3 separate regions of the Homo sapiens genome follow, and regions 1 and 2 are each linked to region 3. The links are chromatin contacts, found by Hi-C or POLR2A ChIA-PET in ENCODE. All regions are on one chromosome and are shown on one strand. The core of a region is the stretch at or near the end of the contact, and the rest is flanking DNA. Distances in the headings are between cores, read along the strand shown.

Region 1 (3,014 bases), core at 359-2,858, 81 kb before region 3:
TTGCCAAACCATGGAAAATAAAAGAAAAATAAGGTGAAAGTATAATCTGTATAAGCTGAGGAGGCATACATGTAATATGTAAAATGACTGCGTGAGGACATTAGGTAACATCTCTTTCTTTAAACTTGACTCTACTTATCTGCAAAATAAGGCCCTTAACATAATGCTTGTCACAAAATAAGAACTTATTAAATATACCCATAATTTTTAATTTTTGTAATAGACTAATACTTATCATGTACTAGGAAACATACTCAACCACCATTGACCTCCATGAATCTTTAAAACCTTTCTAGTTAATATAAGAATATTCAAATAAAATAATCTGTCCATTAATTCATTCAATCAATATGGTATATAAGGGATGAAGATGCAAAATCTCTTCTTTGAGATGCTGGATCTAGGACCTTTTATTCTTATCCAGTTGCTTATAATCATTATCATCATATTTCTATACAATTTAAAAGGACTCCACTCTGATAGATTTCTGATACCTTACATAAAACTTTAATTATATTCTAAATATATTTTACATGCTTATGATGAATGATACTTGGTTTTTATCTTTCTTATTTGTCTGATTTTCTACCATTTGAGAGTTTTCTTACAGTATTTGGCAAGATAGTATAGGCTGTGGATGAACAGGTTTCTTTGACTCACATACACAGATCAAGTAGGAAAAATTGAAAGAAATGGTAAAGGTTAGGTTAGAAAAAAACATCCAAACAAAACACACCACACACACACACACACAAGTCCCAGTGTGTCATGCCCTTCTGGATACTAGGTGAGTAATAAAGTTTGCGTGCAGCCTCTCCACTTCTGTTGTGGAGTTCCAAACATGCCAGGCCTGCAGACTCATGGTGTGGAAGGGAAAATGTGAAATGGCCAAAGTTAAGACTGTCCACACTAAATCCATGCAGGGTACAAAACTGTGGTAGCAAGCTTTGGAATGAGGACAGTGTAGATTATTCAGAACAATGAGAAAGCAGCTAAGAATCTTGTCCATTTCTTTAGAACTCCTGATAATAAAGGAGGAAGGAAAGCTTCCTACAATAAATTGATCTTCTAAATGACTTGCACCAAAGTGAAAAGAGCTGCATAGAATTATAAAAGAAAGGCTTATTAATTCCTTCTAGAAATAGGGTCTGAAAGAAGCATGACTACTACAATTCATAAAAGATGTGATTGTATATGCTATTAAAAGTTTTACTTTCTTTTATTAGAAACAATAACGAAGAGTAGATACATAATGGTTATTGGTCTGGGGTAGGGGGAAAGAGGCGTTCTACCTGGTGGAAATCAAATGGGCTGTCTTACAGCCGGCCTGACTGAAAGTGGCTTTTACCTTCTAGGTAAATTTCAATGAGTAGGACCTCAAGTGTGTGTTTTAAGAGTCAAGAATGAAAATATTAATCCCATCTCCTTTCTTCAGTGTTTATTGCAAAGCATACAGTGAGGCACCAAAGGCATCAGTATCAGAATTTGATGGATGAAATCAGCACAGCACAGTTATGCAAATCATGTGTGCAACTGACACTGCTTGTGTAATTATCAGTATAATCCACCTCTATCAGCCACCTCCAGGAAGGAAAGGAGGGGCTAAGGGTAGGGAAAGTTCACACTTGGGAGATCACCCAGAAAGTGGGCCAGGTGCCAGGTCTACAATCAGTTTAAAATAGTTCCTTCTCATGAGAAGCCTGCAAGACAAATTATACTACATTTAATGCACCATCACTATTATGAATGAGCTGCACTGGATTCAATTTCTAAACCAGCATAATTTAATTCAATGTTTCTATCCTTAAAAAAAAAAAAAAAGTCATGGTGGTCTGTTTTGTTTTGTTTTCTTTTCTTTTCTTTTCTTTTTTGAGACAGAGTCTCACTCTGTCACCCAGGCTGGAGTGCAGTGGCAGGATCTCTGTTCACTACAAGCTCCGCCTCCCAGATGCACGCCGTTCTCCTGCCTCAGCCTCCCGTAGCTGGAACTACAGGGGCCTGCCACCACGCCCAGCTAATTTTTTTGTATTTTGAGTAGAGACGGGGTTTCACCGTGTTAGCCAGGATGGTCTCGATCTCCTGGCCTCGTGATCTGCCCGTCTCGGCCTCCCAAAGTGCTGAGACTACAGGCGTGAGCCACCGTGTCCAGCTGGTCTGGTTTTAAAATAATGTAAATAGGAAAACAACCGATTATCATAATCTTCTGGCCAAGTACCTAATTTTCAGAAATTTTTGTCCTCAATCATTCCACAAAACTATCACTACTATTAATATCCAAAGGTGTATAACTTGCAGCTATCCCATCTTATACAAAACATTTTGCATGATACATACACTGAAGAAGTTATTTATGTACTTTTTTTCTGGAAGTCATTACAAAAAAAAAAAGTGAAGTAATATGGAAGCAAATGGATGAAGGATTGAGGGAAAAAGAATTATAAGAAAGACAAGAAAGAGCAGACCACAACACTCAAAAGAAGAAGGGAAGATAATTTAAATAAAACAAAATAGAAACTGGTGTATTATAAAAGAGAGTAAGTGATGACAAATGCTACAGTACATTAGAAAATACTTTAGCTTATGAAATCACTGATCAGTTGTCAATTTAAAGAAACGATGTGATTGTGATAATAAATTCCTTAGTAAGAGACAACAATGCGTTTGAGGGTACACTACTCTCATGACAAATTAAGAGACTATTTCTATGAGATTTAAAACTAGAGCAACTAACATTATGTTGTTTCTTTAAACAATATGGTCAAAGATGAGCTCCATCTTGATCCAAGCCACATGGTAATTTTTTTTTTTTATTTTTAAGAAATTTGAAGATATGAAGAAGACCATCTTGTCTTACCAGTTTCTCTGAGGGCATGTAGCATATACCTTAAAAATGCATGTTAGTTTGAAATTCTATTAAAGATAAATGTGGAAATATATTTAAACATAGGATGAGTCATAATACTTTACAGGAATTTTCTCATAATAGGTGAAGGCATAACTGAACAAAATATAAA
Region 2 (3,282 bases), core at 452-2,951, 110 kb after region 3:
GGTATGCTCCTCTCTGTATTTGTCAAAATTTCATATACTTTTGAGGGAAGTAAATTAGATTCATCTGGTCAGATCGTCTGTTTTACTTGTATTACCTAGGGGCCAGAGTAGTTGAAAAACATGATTAATAAACAAAATGAAACTGAGGTTGTGACATAAGGAAGTTCACGTGACACGAGAGGGCATGAAGGAGGAAATTCACTACTAGAATACACTATGATAGGATATGATGATCCTGGGTTCAAAAGAAACAGAACTATTATTAAGAAAGGTATGGTAGAGCAGTACGGTGAAGATATATTCCTTCAGGAAAATCTATAGAATTGTGGAGGGTATGTGTGTGAGGCTAAAAAGAGATTAGAAACAAAATTAGGCAGTATCTCCCAGTGGTTACCAGGCTGAACTTTGAAGTTGATTGCCTGGGCTCCTATCTTGAATATGTCACTTATAGCTGTGGAACCCTGGACAACTTATTTAATCTCTTTGTCCTTCAAATTCCGTATATGTAGAATGTGGGTGATGATAATACCTACCACATAGGGTTATTGTGAGGATTAAATAAGATTAAACGCAAATCTCCAGGCATAAAGAAGGTGCTCAATAAAAATTAATTATTATTATCACTGTAGAAGAGTATTAGAGAGAACTTGACCAAAGAAAGTGAATAGATAATATTCACCTGGTGCAAATGACAAGTTGGACTTTAAGTGCACATTTAACTGAAAATCTAATTTCTTGAAAGCTGAGCATTTGATAAGGTCTTGTTTTATCTCACTGATAGTTTTCATCCAGTAAAAGGTGAAGAAAGCTATTAGGGAAATTGGTACTGTTGGCCTATACATTTTCATATCGTCTGGAAGAAACACAATACAGGGCAATGTACTGAACGAAACCAGTGTAACTCCCCAGGAAACAGCTGACAAGATCAGATTTTAAATTGGTGAGACACAAGAAGAAAGGCTACCTACTTAAATATTACAATGATACTGACTGTCAGGATAATGTCAAAGGTACTAAAGTCTAAAATGAACTGTGATGTATGAAAAATGTTAAGGTGAACAAAAATGGAAAAATATGTAAAGGAGTTTCCGGGGAAGCGGAATTAGTGTATGTGGTGTATATTCTTTGGCAAAAGCTACTACTAATGAGGAAAGCTTGAAGCCTGCTGGGGAAGGAGATGATCAAACCCAGCTGCTATTTAGTAGAAAAGGGATAAAGACCCTAAACTTCTTCCACATTAGATTTAAAGTTGTGGCAATTGCTGGGATTAGCATTGTCCTATGTCTTTTAACATACAAAGGCAATTTCTCTCTAAGATAAAGTTACCATAAACGTAGGAAGAAATGGGGCTGTTGGGCTGACTCCTACACCAGGTCATGTTGGTGAATGAGAATCACGATTCTGAATTAATGAGGCAATATAATCCATGAAGGATACAGAATAGATGCTGTCCCTATTAACCAGGGAACAGGTTATGTGAGGCAGTCTAGTAAGTTCAAACACTGCAACCCAAGTAACATGAGAAAAGGGCATGACAGTCAAGGTTTAAGAAAACTATAATGGGCAGAAATGGTATTTACCATTGGCAGCCCTGGGAAAGTTCAGCAGACAAGGAAAACTTACCCTAGTGCTAACCATATGGAAGCAAATGAAGTATGTTTTCTACTAGCTAGGTTTCACATAAACACCAGGCCTTTGCAGTTGGTGACCACACCAGGATCATGGTCTCATGCAAGAGTGCACTTGCCATCAGGAAGTGATTATGACTCCTCCAACCTCAAGGGAGCAGGTGTGGGTCCTGGCTTGAGTGTTGAGAAACTAAAATCAATTCTTCTTGAGTATAAAAAAGCATTTGGGAGGGAATCCAGCACTGGAGAAGAGCAGAGGAAATGACCTTACTTTTATTGAGATAGATGTAGCCTGGAGCATGTCCCTCTCTAACTATGTTTAAAGGACCATTTTTCCCCAACTTCATCATGGGCAGATACCTTTGTAAAATAATAATAATGAATTATTTGAAAAATAAACAGCAAATCTAGACATACAATATAAAGCCCTAATTATAAACTATACCAATTGTTCACTGAAAGTATGTGCACTGGTGATTAATATAGACTCTACCTATACATTGAGAGCACTGAACAATGTCTTCACTGGTACTCCCCAAACTTAGGACATATGATACATATTGAAAATAACAATGTATAAGATATCGCGGTGGAGTAAAGGGATTAGACTACTTAGGCCACCATAAGCTCCTCCTGGCTGTCCCAGGGATGAGACATACTTTTAAGTTTGAGGGGAAAAAATTAGGCTAAGGCCTTGTGTTTATGTAAAGAACACAGTGTAAGAAATCTTTTCTAGCTCTCTCTGTGTGTGTGTGTGTGTGTGTGTCTGCACATGCATGCATGCTTCATAAGAAAGAGTACTTAATTATAATTTTTTTTTTTTTTTTTTGCTCTGTCACCCAGGCTGGAGTGCAGTGGTATGATCTCGGCTCACTGCAACTTTAACCTCTCAGGTTCAAGTGATAATTACAATCTTTATTCAGATAAAGTCTTACTCTCTATGATCAACAAACTGCAGATAAGATTGGAAGTCTTGAAACAAATCTTTTTCTACATAATATAGGTGGCTGGAAATTTGGATTAAGTTGCAGCACTCTTTCATGGAGAACCTGTACGATAATCCTGGTGAGGATGCCCCCATACAATCCAAACAGGAGCCTGACTTGTAATGTCGACATTCTTGCACCGTGTTAAAATGCACACACTATTCTTAATATATTACCCTTCAAGTCAGAAAGAATTAACACTAAATTTTATTTGTGCAAGATTTTCATTTTACATTTAATTTAATGAGCAGTATCACATTTTATGGTCACTGTTTTTCAATTTTTAATACTCAAAAGACATTGGTAATGTGCTGACTTGACATAAGGAGCACATAGCAGCAAATGGTGGGATCAGGTGTGGAACTCTGGAATGCTATAATCCCAAAGCAAAGGTCCTGTCAGGTAATAAGAAATCAGATCACCCTGCATCCTCTTTCATGACTCAGCCTAGATGATGCCTATCCATATCACAAAAGAACTCAAGGATTTAAAATGCTGGGAATGGGGAGTGATAAAGCAAGTCTTAGATGACTTCTGTGAAGCAGAGTTATGGGAATAAAATAATCAAATATATAGCATAGTGAGAAGCACTATAGTAAAATGCATAAGTGAGCACTATATGGCCTAGATATCTGGATCTGAGTCCTGGCTTCACAACCCGTTATCTG
Region 3 (3,089 bases), core at 493-2,992:
AACCCTTTAGGGCTGAGAGGAATGAGGCATGGAGAGGTTAAGTAACATATCCAAGATCACATAGCTGGTAAGTAGAGCCAAGATTTGAACCTAGGCCCCAGAATTTAATCAGTAGTTATTGAACACCTACTCCAGAAAAAATGCTAGGCACAAGGAGCTGCTAACTGCACAACAGTCAAGACATGCTCTGCTAAGGGCAGGGGCTCTAACAATTACTCTAGGTCTACCCTCTTCAAATTCTGATCCTGAGTCCCTACATCCATCACTGCAGTCACTGCAACTGCATTTATTGCCACTTGCACCAGAAGGCTAATTACAATACTTCCGTTTCCCACTCTTGACAATGAACAGGGGAAAGTGTATTTCCCAAGTTCTGATTTGTGATTTAAAATGTATTTCCTCATAGTGTTAGTTTGTATAATACTATTAACCCTACTACAATTGCCACATTAACTAAGCCTTTTTATTGTTGTTTCTTTCAATGGAATTTAACCACCATTTTTAGCAGTGTTTCAAGTGAAAAGGACATTCTTTAACCCCTTCATTTTATTTTTAAAGTTGTCATACAAAAAACATGAGCATTTTTTTCCTTTTAGCATTCAGTTCTACAACATGCATAGATTCTTATAACCACTACCATAATCAGGATACAGAACAAAAAGGCATTCTCATTAAAAAAAGAGAGACGGCTTATAAATGGACTTAAAAGACAATCTCTGTTACATTAATGACTTTTTACTCTGTCTTCCAACACACCAGGCTTTCCTTCTATTCTAGAATAAGTGAATTGGACACCACAATAGAAACACTTGGTATATTTTTGCAAAATATATTTTGTATACCTGTGGCTTTCCATTTTTAAGGATATTTAGAAGCTGTGGTTTTATAGGGGCTTTATCAAAATGGTTGAAATTCTTTTCCATGGCAGAGGTTTGACAACTGTGGAAATAATTAAATGAGCACACCTTTTCAACACTACACATGACTGAGAACTGCTTATCCAGAAGAGACTAGCTAGGTGGAGGGCTCTGTTCTAAGACTATCGAGTATATGTTATGTGGTATTTAAAGACATTTGTAAATGTGTTCTATATTTGTAAAACTATAACTAGAAGTTCCTTATATTAAAACAAAACAAAAGTAAAAAACACTAACTCTAACAAACTGAAAAGGCAGTTGAAAGAATATTAATCAAAGTTCTTGTTTAGCTTTACAGATGCCACCTAAAACTTTTTTTCCCAGAAAAATTTTTGGAACAGGGTCAACGAATGGCCAAAGAGTCACTTTCAGATTCTAATATTCTCTAACACTTTTGTAACTACAAAGTCAGTCATCAGTGCTAATATTTTGTGCTTGTGAAAAAAGAGTCTCTACTCAGGTCTGGTACTACCTTTGGGCTGCAAAGACAGTTACTTTAATGGTATTAATTTGACAGAAAACAAAAGAAAAATAATCACTCTCCCAAACTTCTTCTCCATACCCTCCAGCATAATCTGGTACCTGAAATCTCCATTATCAGAAATTTACTACTATGGCTTGGGAACCAATTTCTAGAGACATCTCTATTAAAGCATTTATGCCACTATAAAACAACAGTAATCTATTAAACTATGTCAGTCTCAAAAACCTTAGCTTGAATTCATTTACTTGAATTGTTCTATGACAGGATGGAAAGCTGGGGAAAGGGTTCCTAGTGTCCACAGACAGGTTTTGGTTTGAATAAAGAAAGATTGTGAAGACACGTATCAGAATCACGCAACCCTGAAAGGCAGGCAGGACTGAGCAGGACAGTGAAGCAACAAGCAAGTACCACAAGGGAAGTGGGTTTGCAAATGGAAGTGCTAAGAAAGAAAAAAAGAATAGTAAAAGGGGCCCCAAAACAATTCATAGGTAATTCTCTAAAGCCAGCCCTATCTGTATAACCTTTGCTAGGGCACTGGTGGCATGCCCCCTTCCTGCATTCTAAGTACTCATCCTACCACAACCTCATTTTTTTTAATGAAATAGGTCAGCTCGACAAAGAGCAAATGACTGAGATGAAACAAATTTCCCTAACTTTAGTCAGAGGAAGTTTCATAAAAAATCTAATGCTGCGAGCCAGCATAAACAAGAGATGAAAGTGTGGGAGACAAGAAACATGAGAAGGAGGAAAAAAAAGAAAGGATGTACCACTGTTCTGTTGTTATTCTGTTACAGATGACACACATAAGGAAGTCCCTAGTAATTTTGTGTATTAATACTCTACCCTATGATGAGGCACAGCTACAGACATATCCATCTTAGTCAGCTCTGAGTTATAAGAATATGCCTGAAGCCAAGATGAATGGACTTGGGTACTGAATGCAAGGCTTTCTCTACAGACTCGGGTTCAGAGGTCACCATCATATATGGATCCCTACCACATCCTGTGTGCATAAGGGCATGTGATATCAGATTAAAATTGGCCTTTACTAGCAATCTTGAAGGAGAAGAAAAATAATTAGTTAGTAGTCAGTAAGTACCTGGCAAAGAAAGAAGCAGTCTCACTTATTCGACTTTAGTGAGATAGTATCTGTTTGTTTGGAGAAAAGAATTTGCTGTTGAAGGCAGACTACATGTTATGTGAGCCCAGGTCTCTCCCTCTTTTCATTCCCCAGGTAAAGCAGCCAACTCCATCTCTCTTTCTTCAAGGCCAGTTCCTACTCCCATCCACTTCATGAAAGTTCATTCACTCTCCTTTTAGTCATTTGTTCATAAAACAATGGGAAGTGGTACACCTATTCTCTGCCAGGTACAGTGGCAAAATTATAAGTACACAGATGAACAAGACATAGTCTGCCCCAGAGGAGCTCAAAATCTAATATGGGAGACAAAGACATAAAACAATAGCAATACAATGTGGTGAATACTATAATAGATACATGTACATACTCAGTGCTATAGAAATATGGGGAATAACTAAAAATTCAAATAAGCAGTTACACTGGACCTTTGAAAAGGATTGAGAGTTTTCCTGGTTGAGAAAAAGTACAGAAATCCAAGGAAAGGAGAAGGATTCATGCAAAGAAAAGGCAATTTGAAAGAATATGTTATATTCAAGACATGGCAAGT

The links. Hi-C counts contacts between places; a loop is a spot of excess contacts on that map. ChIA-PET counts read pairs that join two places held with the same protein, here RNA polymerase II (POLR2A). Pooled maps may share reads with other maps.
Region 1: a map with no recorded cell type shows a loop between it and region 3 (2.3-fold over the local background). The contact joins two enhancer-like sites. A Hi-C loop is called at or near these places in 2 of 168 maps with a recorded cell type or tissue (naive thymus-derived CD4-positive, alpha-beta T cell and natural killer cell), 8 of 37 single-sample maps with no recorded cell type and 14 of 50 pooled maps. POLR2A ChIA-PET finds 5 or more read pairs at or near these places in 4 of 52 experiments (GM12878, OCI-LY7, activated CD4-positive, alpha-beta memory T cell and 1 more).
Region 2: a pooled map shows a loop between it and region 3 (5-fold over the local background). The contact joins two enhancer-like sites. A Hi-C loop is called at or near these places in 5 of 37 single-sample maps with no recorded cell type and 8 of 50 pooled maps. POLR2A ChIA-PET finds 5 or more read pairs at or near these places in 1 of 52 experiments (A673).

The regions. Positions count from the first base shown.
Region 1 is chr2:213,036,208-213,039,221 of GRCh38, forward strand. The region is part of intron 6 of IKZF2 (IKAROS family zinc finger 2); the gene reads right to left. Among named protein-coding and RNA genes, the nearest start is that of MIR4776-2, 110 kb to the left of the region's middle. RefSeq lists an enhancer at 1,676-1,945. Within about 2 kb of position 1,609, at least 6 of the 41 ENCODE cell types and tissues checked have a DNase peak (open chromatin) inside an H3K27ac peak, as active enhancers do; they include GM12878 and natural killer cell, where a contact is called at or near this core.
Region 2 is chr2:213,225,895-213,229,176 of GRCh38, forward strand. No RefSeq gene overlaps it. Among named protein-coding and RNA genes, the nearest start is that of SPAG16-DT, 57 kb to the right of the region's middle. Within about 2 kb of position 1,702, at least 3 of the 41 ENCODE cell types and tissues checked have a DNase peak (open chromatin) inside an H3K27ac peak, as active enhancers do.
Region 3 is chr2:213,117,374-213,120,462 of GRCh38, forward strand. All of the region lies in intron 4 of IKZF2 (IKAROS family zinc finger 2), which reads right to left. Among named protein-coding and RNA genes, the nearest start is that of IKZF2, 33 kb to the right of the region's middle. Within about 2 kb of position 1,743, at least 6 of the 41 ENCODE cell types and tissues checked have a DNase peak (open chromatin) inside an H3K27ac peak, as active enhancers do; they include GM12878 and natural killer cell, where a contact is called at or near this core.